2 separate regions of the Homo sapiens genome follow, and region 2 is linked to region 1. Evidence: chromatin contacts called from ENCODE Hi-C or POLR2A ChIA-PET data. All regions are on one chromosome and are shown on one strand. The core of a region is the stretch at or near the end of the contact, and the rest is flanking DNA. Distances in the headings are between cores, read along the strand shown.

What was found. Hi-C counts contacts between places; a loop is a spot of excess contacts on that map. ChIA-PET counts read pairs that join two places held with the same protein, here RNA polymerase II (POLR2A). Pooled maps may share reads with other maps.
Region 2: a loop to region 1 is called in a pooled map, with 3 times the contacts of the local background. The contact joins two enhancer-like sites. A Hi-C loop is called at or near these places in 1 of 168 maps with a recorded cell type or tissue (gastrocnemius medialis) and 7 of 50 pooled maps. POLR2A ChIA-PET finds 5 or more read pairs at or near these places in 7 of 52 experiments (CD8-positive, alpha-beta T cell, GM10248, OCI-LY7 and 4 more).

What each region holds. Positions count from the first base shown.
Region 1 is chr1:28,968,216-28,975,988 of GRCh38, forward strand. The region is part of intron 1 of EPB41 (erythrocyte membrane protein band 4.1); the gene reads left to right. Among named protein-coding and RNA genes, the nearest start is that of EPB41, 58 kb to the left of the region's middle. Within about 2 kb of position 4,101, at least 3 of the 41 ENCODE cell types and tissues checked have a DNase peak (open chromatin) inside an H3K27ac peak, as active enhancers do.
Region 2 is chr1:29,040,551-29,048,323 of GRCh38, forward strand. All of the region lies in intron 11 of EPB41 (erythrocyte membrane protein band 4.1), which reads left to right. Among named protein-coding and RNA genes, the nearest start is that of TMEM200B, 79 kb to the right of the region's middle. Within about 2 kb of position 3,296, at least 2 of the 41 ENCODE cell types and tissues checked have a DNase peak (open chromatin) inside an H3K27ac peak, as active enhancers do.

The sequences.
Region 1 (7,773 bases), core at 2,851-5,350:
GTGTGGTGGCACTCCTTTAGTCCCAGCTACTCGGGAGGCTGAGGCAGGAGAATCTCTTGAACCCGGGAGGTGGAGGTTGCAGTGAGCCGAGATCACACCACTGCACTCCAGCCTAGCGATAGAGCAAGACTCCATCTCAAAACAAACAAACAAACAAACAAACAAAACTCTGTTTTTGTACATATGTCCTTATAATATCCCCACTCTTCATGACTGTCTTTAATCATTTCCTCATGTTTTTCTAAAAATTTATGATTGTATAGAGAAAATTCCACTGCCATATTTCCTCATGTTTTTCTAAAAATTTATGATTGTATAGAGAATATTCCACTGCCATATTCCCAGGGCTTAGAAAAGAACCTGACACTTAATATAAAACTGTGAAATGTATTAGGTTGATGCAAAAGTAATTGCAGTTTTTGCCGTTACTTTCAATGGCAAAAACTGCAATTATAAAACTAAATGAGGCCGGGCGCAGTGGCTCACACCTATAATCCCAGCGCTTTGGGAGGCCGAGACGGGTGGATCACCTGACGCCAGAAGTTCGAGACCAGCCTGGCCAACATGGTGAGACCCCCGTCTCTACTAAAAATACAAAATTTAGCTGTGCATGGTGGTGCGCACCTGTAATGCCAGCTACTTAGGAGGCTGAGACGTGACAATCACTTGAACCTGGGAGGCAGAAGTTACAGTGAGCTGAGATCGCACCACTGGACTCCAGCCTGGGGGATAAAGTGATACTCTGCCTCCAAAACCCCCCACCCCCCAAAAAAAAAACACAAACTAAATGAACTTCGCTTTCTAGAATTGCCTTATCCTAACAAGTTCTATATTCTTATAGAATCTTTGGACATGCAATCATGCCGTACTTTTTTTTTTTTTTTTTTAAGACAGAGTCTTGCCCTGTCACCCAAGCTGCGGTGCAGTGGCACAGTCTCAGCTCACTGCAACCTCCACCTCCTCGGTTCAAGTGATTCTTGTGCCTCAGTCTCTCCAGTAGCTGGGATTACAGGCACCCACCACCATGCCTGGTTAATTTTTGTATTTTTAATAGAGACAGGGTCTCACCATGTTGACCAGGCTAGTCTCGAACTCCTGACCTCAAGTGATCCACCTGCCTTGGCCTCCCAAAGCGTTGGGATTACAGGCATGAGCCACCACGCCCAGCCCATGTCTTACTTTTCTTTAAATGTTTTTAGAATTTATTTGTAGTAAGCTTACGTGTTTGACTGTGACCTCTTTTCTCAGCATAAAAACTGTGTGAAATTAGCCGGGCGCAGTGGCTCACGCCTGTAATCCCAGCACTTTAGGAGGCCGAGGCGGGTGGATCACGAGGTCAGGAGATCGTGACCATCCTGGCTAACACGGTGAAACCCCGTCTGTACTAAAAATACAAAAAATTGGCCGGTCGCAGTGGCTCAAGCCTGTAATCCCAGCACTTTGGTAGGCTGAGGCGGGCGGATCACGAGGTCACAAGATTGAGACCATCCTGGCTAACACGGTGAAACTCCGTCTCTACTAAAAAAATACAAAAAATTAGCCGGGCGTGGCGGTGGGCACCTGTAGTCCCAGCTACTCGGGAGGCTGAGGCAGGAGAATGGCGTGAACCTGGGAGGCAGAGCTTGCAGTGAGCCAAGATCGTGCCGCTGTACTCCAGCCTGGGCGACAGAGCGAGACTCTGTCTCAAAAAACAAACAAACAAACAAAAAACAAAACTGTGTGAAATTATTATTCTCTGCTAAAGTTTCTGATATGTTCACATCACCAAAAAATTATTGTTTACTGCTCAGAATTCAGTCCCATAGTAGAGGCTTTTCTGGGAGAGAAAACTGTCATCAAGCTTAGTCAATAATTTTATTGAATACTTTCAGCAAATAGCGGATTATTTGAAATATTCAAACTGGTACTAAATCTTGTCTCTGTGCCAGTATTATATTTTCTGGTGGCCTGTAGTATATTTTTCATACTTAACAATGGTAAGAGACAACTGCTGCATCTATTCCAATTTCCAGAGTATCTGCTAAAACAATCCATGATCCAGTTCATGTTTGTGATTCCCACTTGTATTCTTACTAGATGATATTTGATAGTTAATTTACTGTAGTTTTCTGGTTAAAGTGAAATTTACTAAAATAGTCTTATGGTATTTGAGTTTCAAAATTTTAAAGTAAATATTGTTAGATTGAGTTGGCTCTAAGAAACTAAAAATAAGAGAGTAAGGAAAGTTCCATACTCTTAACTAAAACCCCTTTGTAGCTAGAAATCTTCAGGCTTTGTTTATATTTACCTTGAAATTTTTAAGGCTAGTAAGCATTTTATGTGTGGTTCTCCTTCCTTTCAGTTACATTTTCAGGCTAAATTATTCCATTGTTTTATGTTTTCCGGGAGAGTTTATATGGATACAACACCTTATATAAATAATGGCATTAAAGACTTTTAATCTCAACTTGGAAAGAAAGAGAATAGTCATGGTGTGATTGATCTGAAGGTCACTTACCTTATAGCCTCAACTAGACACAATATAATGGAAACTTTAGGCTTATGTGGTACTTGAAGAGCTAGAAGTGATTTCATAAAATCCATGCATTGAAGTTGTCCAGTAATGTGAAGCATTAGTCTTACTCTTCCTTAGCATTTACTCTCTTTTTTTGGAGATGGAGTCTTGCTCTGTCGCCCAGGCTGAGTGCAAAGGTGCGATCTCGGCTCACTGCAGCCTCCACCTCCCAGGTTCAGACGATTCTCCTGTCTCAGCCTCCTGAGTAGCTGGGATTACAGGCGCGTGCCACTACGCCCAGCTAATTTTTGTATTTTCAGTAGAGAGAGGGTTTCACCATGTTGGCCAGGTTGGTCTTGAACTCTTGACCTCATGTGATCTGCCTGCCTTGGCCTCCCAAAGTGCTGGAATTACAGGCATGAGCCACCACACCCGGCCGCATTTAATCTTTTTTTTTTCTTTCTTTCTTTCTTTTTTTTTTTTTTTTTTTTTTTGGGACAGTGTCCCTCTGTCGCCCAGGCTGGAGTGCAGTGGCGCGATCTTGGCTCACTGCAACCTCTGCCTCCCAGGTTCAAGTGATTCTTCTGCCTCAGCCTCCCAAGTAGCTGGGATTACAAGCGCCTGCCACCATGCCTGGCTAATTTTTGTATTTTTAGTAGAGACTGGGTTTCACCATGTTGACCAGGCTCATCTTGAACTCCTGACCTCAAGTGATCCACCTGGCTTCGGCTTCTCAAAGTGCTGGGATTACAGGCATGAGCCACCGCGCCCGGTTGCATTTACTCTTTAAACAAAATTTTAACACACTTGGCTATCTGGTTTCTGAATCAATGTAGATTAGCCAATAACAGATTAGAAGAAGAGACATTGGAAGATGCTTGTTGGCAGGCCACTTTGACATCAGCAAGAAATGTGAGTTAACTCTTCAAATGAGCAAATAGGAAACCTAATAAAGGCAGATACAAAAAATAAAAAAGCACAGTATTCAGATATCTTTCTGAAAGAGCTAATCATCACTATAGACTTCAGTAGCCTATGAGGACATTAGCACTGCGTAGTAATTCAGGTTCATAATGATGACTAAATCAATAACGACTCAATTATGGTCTATAGATTTAAAAAATGAAACAAGGAAGCATATAATCCATTTCATAAAGATTTCCATCTAGAATGGCTAAAATAATACACTTTGACACTTTTTTTTCTTTTGAGACAGGGTCTCATTCTGTCACCCAGTCTGGAGTGCAGCGATCACAGCTCACTACAGTCTCGACCTCCGCGCTCAGCTGATCCTCCCACCTCAGGCTCACCACCCCATACCCACCCCTACCCTGCCCCCGTAGCTGGGACTACAGGTGCACGCTACCATGCCCAGCTAATTTTTTGTATCCTTTGTAGAGATAAGGTTTCACCATGTTGTCTAGACCAGACTGATCTTGAACTCCTAGGCTCAAGTGATCTGCCTGCTTAGGCTTCCCAAAGTGTGCTAGGATTACAGGCTTGAGCCACCAAACCCAGCCCACTTTGACACTTAAAAGAAATAAAACTCAATTCGGTGGAGATGAATTTTTTTTGTTTCACATTGTCCTCATTGATGCTCAGTAATCATTGATCCAGTAGTGTATTTTCTGGGAGGGCCTGGGCCCAGGTGGTACACTTTTAGACTATATCCAGACATCTTTTAAGTATATGCCTGAATTCTCTAGAGAAGTAAAGAATGTGTTTTCATCTTCTTAGAAGAAGATGAGTAAGAGTTTGTTTATTTAAAAATATCTTTGAATGAGTTGATTCAGCGGTATTAGTCACCATAGAAATGACTTAAATTAAAAACCAAGTTTTTGAAAACAGCATGATCATGCTCAGTGACATTCCTGATTCACTCAGTATGGCAAGCAGTTTTTTTTTTTTTAGACAGAGTCTTGCTCTGTTGCCCAGGCTGGAGTGCAGTAGTGTGATCATGATTCACCGCAGCCTCCAACTCCTGGGCTCAGGCAGTTCTCCCACCTCACGTTCCTGTGGAGCTGGGACTACAGGCTCATGAAACTATGCTTGGCTAATTTTTTTTTTTTCCTTTAGTAGAGACATGGTCTCACTATGCTGCCCAGGCTGGTTTCAAACTCCTGGGCTCAAGCAATCCTCCCACCTTGGACTCCCAAAGGGCTGAGATTACAGGTGTGAGCCACTGCAAGGCTTCATAAAGAGTAATTTAACATTCAAATAATTTCAAGAGGATAGAGGAAGAATTCTGAAGAAACTCTTTTGTAAATTTTAAATTACCATTTTCATCCAAAGACCACATTGGTGATTATCCTATTCTAGAGGTGCTAATTAGTGTACTTAAATTGAGTTAGAAAGGAAAGATACTTTCCTGTGGTTTTGGGGGATTGATTTTTATCAGGAAAGAAGCTGTTTTCTAGCATAGTTTTGAAACCTTCATACTTGAACATATTTTCTTTCTGTCTGAAAGAATGTCACTAGTTTCTGTCCTCTGACTAGGGAAGTAAAAGGGCCTATTATCCTTTACTTTTGCTTTTACCCCCTTATTCTCCTAATCCAAATGGTGACTCTTGAGTTTATAATATAGCCCTTCTCTGGTGTCCTTGGGGATATTGGGGGTGGGGGAGAAATAATATAGCCTTTAAAAAATAATCCATTGTATAACTATTCTAATGTCCCTTTTGTTTATTTTTATTTTTCAGAGACAGGGTCTTGCTCTGTCAACCAGGCTGGAGTGCAGTGGTGCAGTCATAGCTCACTGGAGCCTCAAATTCCTGGGCTCAAGCAATTCTTCTGCCTCAGCCTCCCAGATAGCTATGACTACAGGCATGCACCACCATGCCCGGCTACTTTTTTTATTTTTATTTTTTTAGAAACAGGATCTTGCTGTGTTGCCCAGGCTGGTTTGGAACTCCTAGTCTCAAGAGATACTCCTGTTTTGGTCTCCCAGAGTGTTGGAATTATAGCTGTGAGCCACTGTGCCCAACCCCATTTGTTTTCTTTCTTCCTTCCTATTTGTAAAATCTTAGCATTGGTAAGGACCTGAGAATTCAGTTAATGTAAGGACCCACGTACTAGAAGAATCCTCTCTCTGGCATCTACAACAGATGGGCATTCAGCTTGAGTGAATATTTTTGATGATAATCTCACTCTTCCCAAGCAGCTCATTTAATTATTAGCAATTTCTTCCTTTTACTTTATTTAGATGAAAACTATGTCTTTGTAATTTCTGTGGGCTAATGAATTCTGCCCTTAGGAGTCACATGAAATTCAGCAGCTCTTGAAATTTGTTAGAGCAGCAATCATTTTCCTGCTTTGAATTCTCTTTTTCTAGGCTAAAGGTCCCAATATCATTCAGTTATTTGTTTTATGACGTGGTTTCAAATTGCATCATTATCTTCTAGCTCTGACAGATTTTTTCTCTCTAAAATAGATTGCTCAGAACCGAATGTAAGATTTAAGATGCAATATAAATACTGAGAACTGAGGGGCTGTTACTGTCCACAGTCTTCTGGATAGAGAATCAAATCCAGGAGGTCAGAGACTAAGTTTGTCTTTCTTACTAGAGTAGCCCCACTACTTAGCATAGGAATGCTCTGGTCACTATAAGTCTAGAAATGCAGATAAAGATTGTAAGCTGTTTTAGAATTTCATTTCTGTTGGGGCATGTTCTGTCAAGGACTTAAGATCCTTTTTAGTGTGTGAACTATTGTCAAATTGGGTAACCTCCAAGGGTAGAGGTTAGTGAGGTAGGCAAAATTCAAATCATTCTAGTATGTAATTTAAGTGAGAAGTGAAGAAGACTCATACAAACATAAAAGCAGTAGAGAAGCTGAAAAATAGACTGGTTCTAAATATATTTTGGCGGTAGAGTGTATACGATGAACAGATGGATTTGATTAGGAAGGGAAATGGAGAAGGCTAAGAGAAGGACAGCACTTAGGATTCTGCTTTGAGATACTGGATGGTATGATTGAGCCACTTATGGGAACAGGAAAAACAGAATTAAGAATTTAATTTTGGACATGTTTTATTGAGATACTTGCAAGATATTAATCTCTCTTCTCTATTTCAGTTTTTCAGTTTTGTTTTTGTTTTTTTTTTTTGAGATGGAGTCTTGCTCTGTCGCCCAGGCTGGAGTGCCGTGGCGTGATCTTGGCTCACTGCAACCTCCGCCTCCCGGGTTCAAGAGATTCTCCTGCCTCAGCCTCCAAAGTAGCTGGGATTACAGGCATGCGCCACCACCCCTGGCTAATTTTGTATTTTTAGTAGAGATGGGGTTTCTCCATGTTGGTCAGGCTGGTCTCAAACTCCTGACCTCAGGTGATCACCTGCCTCAGCCTCCCAAAGTGCTGGGATTACAGGCATGAGCCACCGTGCCTGGCCAATTTTTTTTTGTATTTTTAGTAGAGATGGGGTTTTACCATGTTGGTCAGGCTGGTCTCAAACTCCTGACCTCAGGTAATCCACCCACCTCAGGCTCCCAAAGTGCTGGAATTACAGGCGTGAGTTACCGTGCCCGGCCTTATTTTGGTTCTATTACCATTTACCAAAGTGGGCTAAAGGAGGTATATTATAAAAATGCCTTTAGGATCTGATATGCAACTGCCTGGATTAATAAGAAGTGTGCTAGTGAGAATATGCTAGAGAAACTAAGGGCAGCAGGAGTTCTTAAACCTTGGTTGCAAGGCTTTTCAAGTTTCTCTGCTCAGTATTGATTTCAGCTTCCCTAGGGATTCCCATTGTGAATATTCACTGATAACCTGAATTTACCCAGTCATTTGTTGAATTTCCCTCTGTCTCTAGCCTCTTCTGCCTCCACTTTATCTACTTCCTTACTTAAAAGCTTTCAGTGGCTCTCAGGAATCAAGTCCCAACAATTTAGCATGATATTCAAGTCATTTCATAATGTGTCTTTGCCTGTCTCTTCCTGTCTCATTCTACACGTACACTCTGGAAAGAGTAAAAGAAGAAATATGTGGCCAGGCGCGGTGGCTCACGCCTGTAATCCCAGCACTTTGGGAGGCCGAGATGGGTGGATCACGAGGTCAGGAGCTCGAGAACATCCTGGCTAACACGGTGAAACCCCGTCTCTAATAAAAATACAAAAAATTAGCCGGGCATGGTGGCGGGCTGAGGCAGGAGAATGGCGTGAACCCGGGAGGCGGAGCTTGCAGTGAGCTGAGATCCCGCCACTGCACTCCAGCCTGGGTGACAGAGTGAGACTCCATCTCAAAAAAAAAAAAAAAAAAAAAGAAAGAAAGAAAGAAATATGTACATGG
Region 2 (7,773 bases), core at 2,046-4,545, 72 kb after region 1:
GATTATGGGTGTGATCCACCATGCCCAGCCATACAAGAATAATTTAAAAAGAAGTTTGCCACGTGGCAATTATGGATAGGAAACTCCAATATCCCATTGTTGGAGTCTCCAAATGTTTAAATAAAATAGGGAGGAAATACACAAATTTCGTGATTGTATATACTGACAGAAGACCTGTCTGAATTGATATATTGTGGGAGGATCTTCTAAGTTAGCATTTGAGCCCATTACTGAAACGAGGTAATAAGCTACATTCAGTTCCTTATGTCACTAAAAAAAGAGTGGCTAATAAATAAAAATTCAGGCTGGGTGCGGTGGCTCACACCTATAATCGCAGCACTTTGGGAGGCCAAGGTGGATGGATCACATGAGGCCAGAAGTTCGAGATCAGCCTGGCTGACATGGTGAAACCCTGTCTCTAGTAAAAATACAAAAATCAGCTGGGCATGGTGGCGCACGTCTGTAATCCCAGCTACACAGGAGGCTGAGGCATGAGAATCGCTTAAACCCGGGAGGCGGAGGCTGCAGTGAGCCAAGATTGCGCCATTGGACTCCAGCCTGGGAGACAGAGTGAGAGTGTCTCATAAATAAATAAATTAAATAAATAAATAAATAAATAAATAAATAAATAAATAAATGTTCAGAAGGGCCGGGCATGGTGGCTCATGCCTGTAATCCCAGCACTTTGGGAGCCCGAGGCAGGAGGATCACTTGAGGTCAGGAGTTCAAGACCAGCCTAGCGAACAGGGCGCAACCCTGCCTCTACTAAAGGTACAAAAATTAGCTGGGCTTGGTGGCGCACGCCTGTAATCCCAGCTACTCAGGAGGCTGAGGCACGAGAATTGCTTAAACCTGGGAGGCAGAGGTTGCAGTGAGCTGAGATGGCACCTCTGTACTCCAGCCTGGGCAACAGAGTGAGACTCTGTCTCAAAATAAAATAAAGTAAAAGATATAAGTTCAGAAGGCAATAATCCAAATAGGGTATTATTGATTACCTTTATTATTTGTTACCAGTGTACAAGCCTATGCTATCTACTGTAAAAGCAAGATACATGTTGTTATGTGCATATATAGTGTGCAGAGTGGGACGCCGTCTCAAAAAAAAAAAAGAAGCTCAGTGGTAAAATGAAAGGGATCTTACTAATTGTCTAATCTTAATAGAACCATCTATTAATAGAACAGGTTAAGGATTTGGGTTCTGGAATCAGACAGACCTGATTCCAATATCAACCCTAGCATTTATGAGCTATGTTCCTAGGCAAATTACTTCATTTCTCTGTGCCTCAGTTTTATCATTTGTAAAATGGAGATGATGATAGTATCATACTACCTCAAAGAGTTTTCATGAGGAATAAATGAGGTGGCATATGTATGGTATTTAGCACAATGGCTGCCACTTAATGAGTTCCCCCCACAAAATGTTAGCTATCATTAAGATGCTGTTTTTCTGGCTGTAACATTTGTATCATCTGGAACCATGCTACTATATTCTGGTTTGTAGATGTATGCAGACCCTCTCATGAGATATGTAGACCATTGTACAGCAGCCATAGTCACCATTTGGAAGTTCCCTACTAATTGAGCAAGTATTTCTTTCCATGATGTGAGGAAATTTTATAATAGAATGTGAAAAGATCATTTTTACAATGTTCCTCTTGGTTTCATAGTTTAGTCATCTCTTGTGCTAGGTAATGAGCTAGGTGCAAGAGATATTATAGTGAGAGTCCCTGCCCTCATTCAATTCTTAACCTAATGGAGGATATTATAATATTCATCATAGTGGAAGAAACAAGGCATTATGAGAGCATATGTCCTTAATTTAGAGGAATCAGGAAGGGGTCAGCCACATTTGGAAAAAAGATCACCTAAGCAGTAGGACTTTTGTGCTTCCATACTGTGAGTCATGCTTTTTTGTTTTTTTTGTTTTGTTTTGTTTTGTTTTTTTTGAGACAGAGCCTCACTCTGTCACCCAAGCTGGAGTGCAGTGGCACAGTCTCAGCTCACTGCAACCTCCGCCTCCAAGATTCAAGTGATTCTCGTACCTCAGCCTCCCAAGTAGCTGGGATTACAGGCATGTGCCACCATACCTGGCTAATTTTTGTATTTTTAGTGGAGATGGGGTTTCACCATGTTGGCTAGGCTAGTCTTGAACTCCTGGCCTCAAGTAATCTGCCTGCCTCAGCCTCCCAAAGTGCTGAGATTATAGACATGACACCCCCCAACTTTTTTTTTTTTGGTGTTTTTCTACTCTCCTGAGGGGCTGTTTTAATAGTAACAATACAAGGCATGTTGCATGCTTTGTCTTAATCTTCATGAAAACACTATGAACTAGGCTTGGAGATTAAAATGACTTTTCATAAGACGTGACATCTGGTAAATGGAAGTGCTAAGAGTGAAATTCAGGTTGGTTTAACTCCAAAACTCATGTTCTTTCAGATACATATTTATTACTTTGTTCAACAATTTTTCCTATGGGCCAGATGGTATTCCAGTCACTAGAGATACAGCCGTGAGCACACAAACATAGTCTCTGCCTTCATGGAGCTTACCTTCTGTCATTGGAAACAAAGAAGAATAAAACAAAATAATTTCAGATGGTGATGAATGCTGTGGAGAAAATAAAACAGGATGAGGGATATAGACTATCTGGGGATGGGGGAAATTAAGGAGTATTTCAGATTGGATGGTCCAATCTAATTTAGAAGGCTTCTTTGAGGAGCTTCATTTGAGCTGAGACCTGAATTATGTGAAGGAGCCGGCCATCTCAAAATCTGGGGAAAGAGCCTTGCAGAAGAGGGAGTAGCAAGTACAAAGTCCTGAAAGTAGGAATGAGCTTGCCATGTGTCTAGAGCAGTGCTGTCCCATGGACCTTTCTGTGCTGATGGAAATCTTTCATTTTGTGATATCCAGTTCAGCAGCCAATAGCTGCTAAGCTAAGAACTTGAAATGTGGCTATGTGCCTGAGGAACGGAATTTTAATTCCAATTTAAATAGCCACATGTGGTGTGTAGCTCACATATCAGACAGCATAGGTCTAGATTCCAGAAAATGAAGGGGCGAGGAGTACAAAATAAGTGAGGTCGGAGAAGTAGGTGGGAGCCAGATTGTATAGGGCCTTGTGGGTCACAGTAAAGAGTTTAGATTGTATTTCATTTGCACTGGGAAGCTATTAGAGGGAGTGATGCAATCTGAATCCCATTTTTAAAAGATCGCTGACAGCTGAATAGTCCATTGAAGTGTCAGTGAAAAGCAGGGCGAAGGCTGTTGCAGAGTCTGGGACAGCCTGGACTTGAGTGTTGGCAACAAAGACAGGGAAAAGTAGTCAGGGATACATTTGGAGATAGGGCTGACTGAATTGCTGACAAATTAAGTATTGGAGATGATAAGGAAAAGAAACTCAAGTTTTATTGCTTGGCTTAATCATTTAGTAGAATGAGAAAATCTGGGAGAGTAGCAGAGTTGGGGATATGGAAAATAAAAACTCCTACTGTGGATAAGTTAAGTTTGAGGCATAATCATTTAATCTTCATGTCTTTGCCATATTCAGATAACAATATCAGGCATCTCCCTCCTTGTCCAGTAAATCACCTTACTTCTAGTTTACCTTATGTGTGGGGAATTATCTTTTTATCCCCATTTTTCAGGTGAGAAAACTGAGGTTGGAAAGTTTAAGTGACTTGTTCAGCATCTCACAGACAGTAAGTTGCAAACTATGACAAAAATCCAGGTCTGTCTGATAGCATGTTCCATGGCTTTCCTTGCTAAATGGAGTTTCATGGTTATATAGATACTATGCCTGATGTATTGTCTTTTCCTGATAGCAAAGATAACCAAAGAGTCAAGTGTTAATGAGCTTTGGTACCTTGAACAAGTTAGAAAGCTTTACAGAAATCACATCTTGACTGCCTTATTACATTTATATTCTGAATTTTTTTTTAAGATGTATGGTCTTAACTTTTCATGGTAATTACCACAGTTCTTGCTACAGTGTATTTAATAAATAAATATTGGCTGGATGTGGTGGCTCACACCTGTAATCCCAGCACTTTGGGAGGCTGAGGCGGGCGGATCATTTGAGGTCAGGAGTTCGAGACCAACCAGGCTGACATGTTGAAACCCTGTCTCTACTAAAAATACAAAAATATTAGCCAGTTAGCTGGGCATGGTGGCACATGCCTGAATTCCCAGCTACTCAGGACGCTGAGGCAGGAGAATCGCTTGACCCCAGGAGGCAGAAGTTGCAGTGAGCTGAGATCGCGCCTGCACTCCAGCCTGGATGACAGAGTGAGACTCCGTCTCAAAAATAACAATAAAATAAAATAAAATACCATTCTTTCCCTACTGCATTCCAGTGTCACCTTTGTTATAAATCAGGTGACCATAAATTTGGGAGTTCATTTCTGGTCTCTCTAATCTCTTGTATTGATCTTTGTGTACCCTTGTGTCAATACCACACTATCTTAATTATTCTAGCTTTTATAAGTGTTTAAATTCTCTAACAATATTCTCTAAGATTATCTTGGCTATTTTTAGCCCTTAGCGTTATCTTATATATTGTAGAATCAGATTTTCTATTTCCACTAAAAAAGTCTTAATACTTTTATTGGGATTTAGTTGATTATATGGATCAGTTTGGAGATAATTGGTATTATAATATTGAGTCTTCTGATTCACAAACATGCTATAACCCTCCTTTTGTTTGGGTTTCCTTTAATTTCTCTCAGTAATGTTTTGTGATTTTTGGTGTAGGTAACTTGTGCATCTTTCATTAGATTTATTCTTACAGATTTGATGTCATTTGCTATTTTATATTAATATTATTAGATAGGGTCTCACTCTGTCATCCAGGCTGGAGTGCGATGGAGCGATCACAAGTCACTGCAGCCTCAGTCTCCCAGGCCCAGGTGATCCTCCCACCTCAGCCTCACAAGTAGCTAGGACTACAGGTGCATGCCACCATGCCCAGCTAATTTTTTTTTTTTTTTTTAGAGACAGGGTCTTGCCATGTTGCCCAGGCTGGTCTCAAATTCCCAGGCTCAGGCAATCCTCCCACCTTGGCTCCCCAAAGTGCTAGGATTACAAGAGTGAGCCACCACACCCAGCCATCGTTTGCTATCTTAAATGGTATCTTTTGGTTTTTGGCTGGTTGCAGTGCCTCATGCCTATAATCCCAGTACTTTGGGAGGCCAAGGTGGGAGGATCGCTTGAGTCTGAGAGTTCAAGACCAGCCTGGGCAACATGGCAAGACCCTGTCTCTAAAAAAAAAAAAAAAAAAATTAGCTGAGCATGGTAGTGCACACCTGTGGTCCCAACTACATGGAAGGCTGAGGCAGGAGGATCACTTCAGCCTAGGAGGTTAAGGCTGCAGTGAGCTGTGCTTGTGCCACTGCACTGCAGCCTGGGCAACAGAGTGAGACCCTGTCTCTAAAATAAAATAAAATAAAACAAAATAAAATAAATGGTATCCTAAATTTTTTATTTTTTGTTCAATTGTTTTGGTACATAGAAATACAATTAATTTTTCTAGTTTGACCTTATACTCAGTAATCTTACTAAAAAAATTTTTTTTTAATTTAATTTTATTTTTTTTTTGAGACAGAGTCTCACTCTGTCACTCAGACTGGAGTGCAGTGGCACTATCTCGGCTCACTGCAACCTCTGCCTCCTGGGTTCAAGTGACTCTCCTGCCTCAGCCTCCTGAGTAGCTGGGATTACAGGTGCACGCCACCACCATGCCCGGCTAATTTTTTGTATTTTTAGTAGAGACGAGGTTTCACCCTGTTGGTCAGGCTGTTCTCGAACTCCTGACCTCGTGATCCACCCACCTCGGCCTCCCAAAGTGCTGGGATTACAAGCGTGAGCCACCACACCCAGCCCTAAAAAATTTATTATTAATTTTAATGGTTTATCTGTGGATTATTTGGGGTATACATTATTGTGTACTCAACATCAACTGAAAATAATGATTGTTGTATGTCTTCCTTTCCATCTCGCATTTTTAATTTCTTTAATTGCTTTGTTGCTGGCTAGAACGTCCAATGTAATGCTGAATACAAGCATTAATAACTATCATCTTTCCCAATTTTAGGGCAAAAGCTTCAGTATTTCATCAAGCTTCCTTATATGGTATTTTCTTTATCATATAAGGAAGTTGTCATTCTAGTTTCCTACACATTTTAATTGTGAATTAGTGTTACTTTTATCAAATGCTTTTTACTTCATCAGTTGATATAATAAAATGATTTTTCTCCTTTTTATGTTAATGTGGTATATTATTTTTACTTTCAATTTTTAAACGACCTAAGAATTTTTGGAGTAAGTTCGAATTGGTCGTAATACTCTTTTCTTTTTTATTGTTTTAGGATTTCTACAACTATTTTCATAAGAGAGATAGGCCTATAATTTTCCTTTTGTAATGTTGTGGTCAGGTTTTAGTTTCGAGTTTATGCTGGTCTCATAAAATAAATTGAGAAGAATTCCTTCTTTTTCTGTTCTCTGGAAGAGTTTGTTAAAGACTGTTGTCATTTCTTTGTTACTGTTTAGAAGAATTCGCCTATGAAGCCATATCTGGTCCTAGAGATCTCACTGTGGGAGGTTCTTTACTTACAGATTCAGTGTCTTTATTAGATAAGGGACTATTAAAATGTTCTAGTTCTTGTTTCAGTTTTGATAAATTGTGTTTCTTTTTTCTTTCTTTCTTTCCTTTTTTTTTTTTTTTTGGAGAGAGAGTCTTAGCTCTCTCAGGCTGGAGTGCAGTAGTGCCGTCATAGCTTGCTGTAGCCTTGACCTCCCAGGCCCAAATGATCCTCCCACCTCAGCGTCCTGAGTAGCTGGTACCACAAGTTCACGCTACCGCGCCTGGCTAATTTTTTTTTTTTTTTTTTGTAGAGACAAGGTCTTACTGTGTTGCCCAGGCTGATCTTGAACACCTGGGCTCAAGCAGTCCTCCCACCTTGGCTTCTCAAAGTGCTGGGATTATAGGTGTGAGTCATCGCACCTGGCCTAGTTGTGTTTTTCTAGGAAATGTGCATTTTATCTAAATTTCCAAATATATTTACATAAAGCTGGGTATCTTTTCAATATCTGTAAGAACTATAGCAGGGTCCACTTTTGCATTCCTGATATTGGTAAGTTGTACCTTTTTGTTTCGAATAGCCTTGGTAGAGGTATATTGATTTTATTAATCTTTTCTTTTTTATATTGTAAATTGACAATTTATGTATGTATGTATGTATGTATGTATGTATTTATTTTTGAGGTGGAGTTTCACTCTTGCTGCCCAGGCTGGAATGGCGTGATCTCGGCTCACTGCAACTTCTGCCTCCCAAGTTCAAGCGATTCTCCCGCCTCAGCCTCCCAAGTAGCTGGGATTACAGGCATGCGCCACCATGCCCGGCTAATTTTTGTATTTTTAGTAGAGACGAGGTTTCACCATGTTGGTCAGGCTGGTCTCTACCTCCTGACCTCAAGTAATCTACCTGCTTCGGCCTCCCAAAGTTCTGGGATTACGGGCGTGAGTGAGCCACCGAGCCTGGCTGACAATTTATAATTGTATATATTTATGGGGTACAAAGTAATTGTCTTAAGTTTTTCAAAGAACCAACTTTTGGTTTTGTTGTTTTTTTCCTATTATATATAGTTTAACTCATGCCAGCTGATATCTTTATTATTTTCTTTTTTTGAGACGGAGTTTTGCTCTCGTTGCCTAGGCTGGAGTGCAATGGCGTGATCTCGGCTCACCGCAACCTCTGCCTCCCAGGTTCAAACAATTCT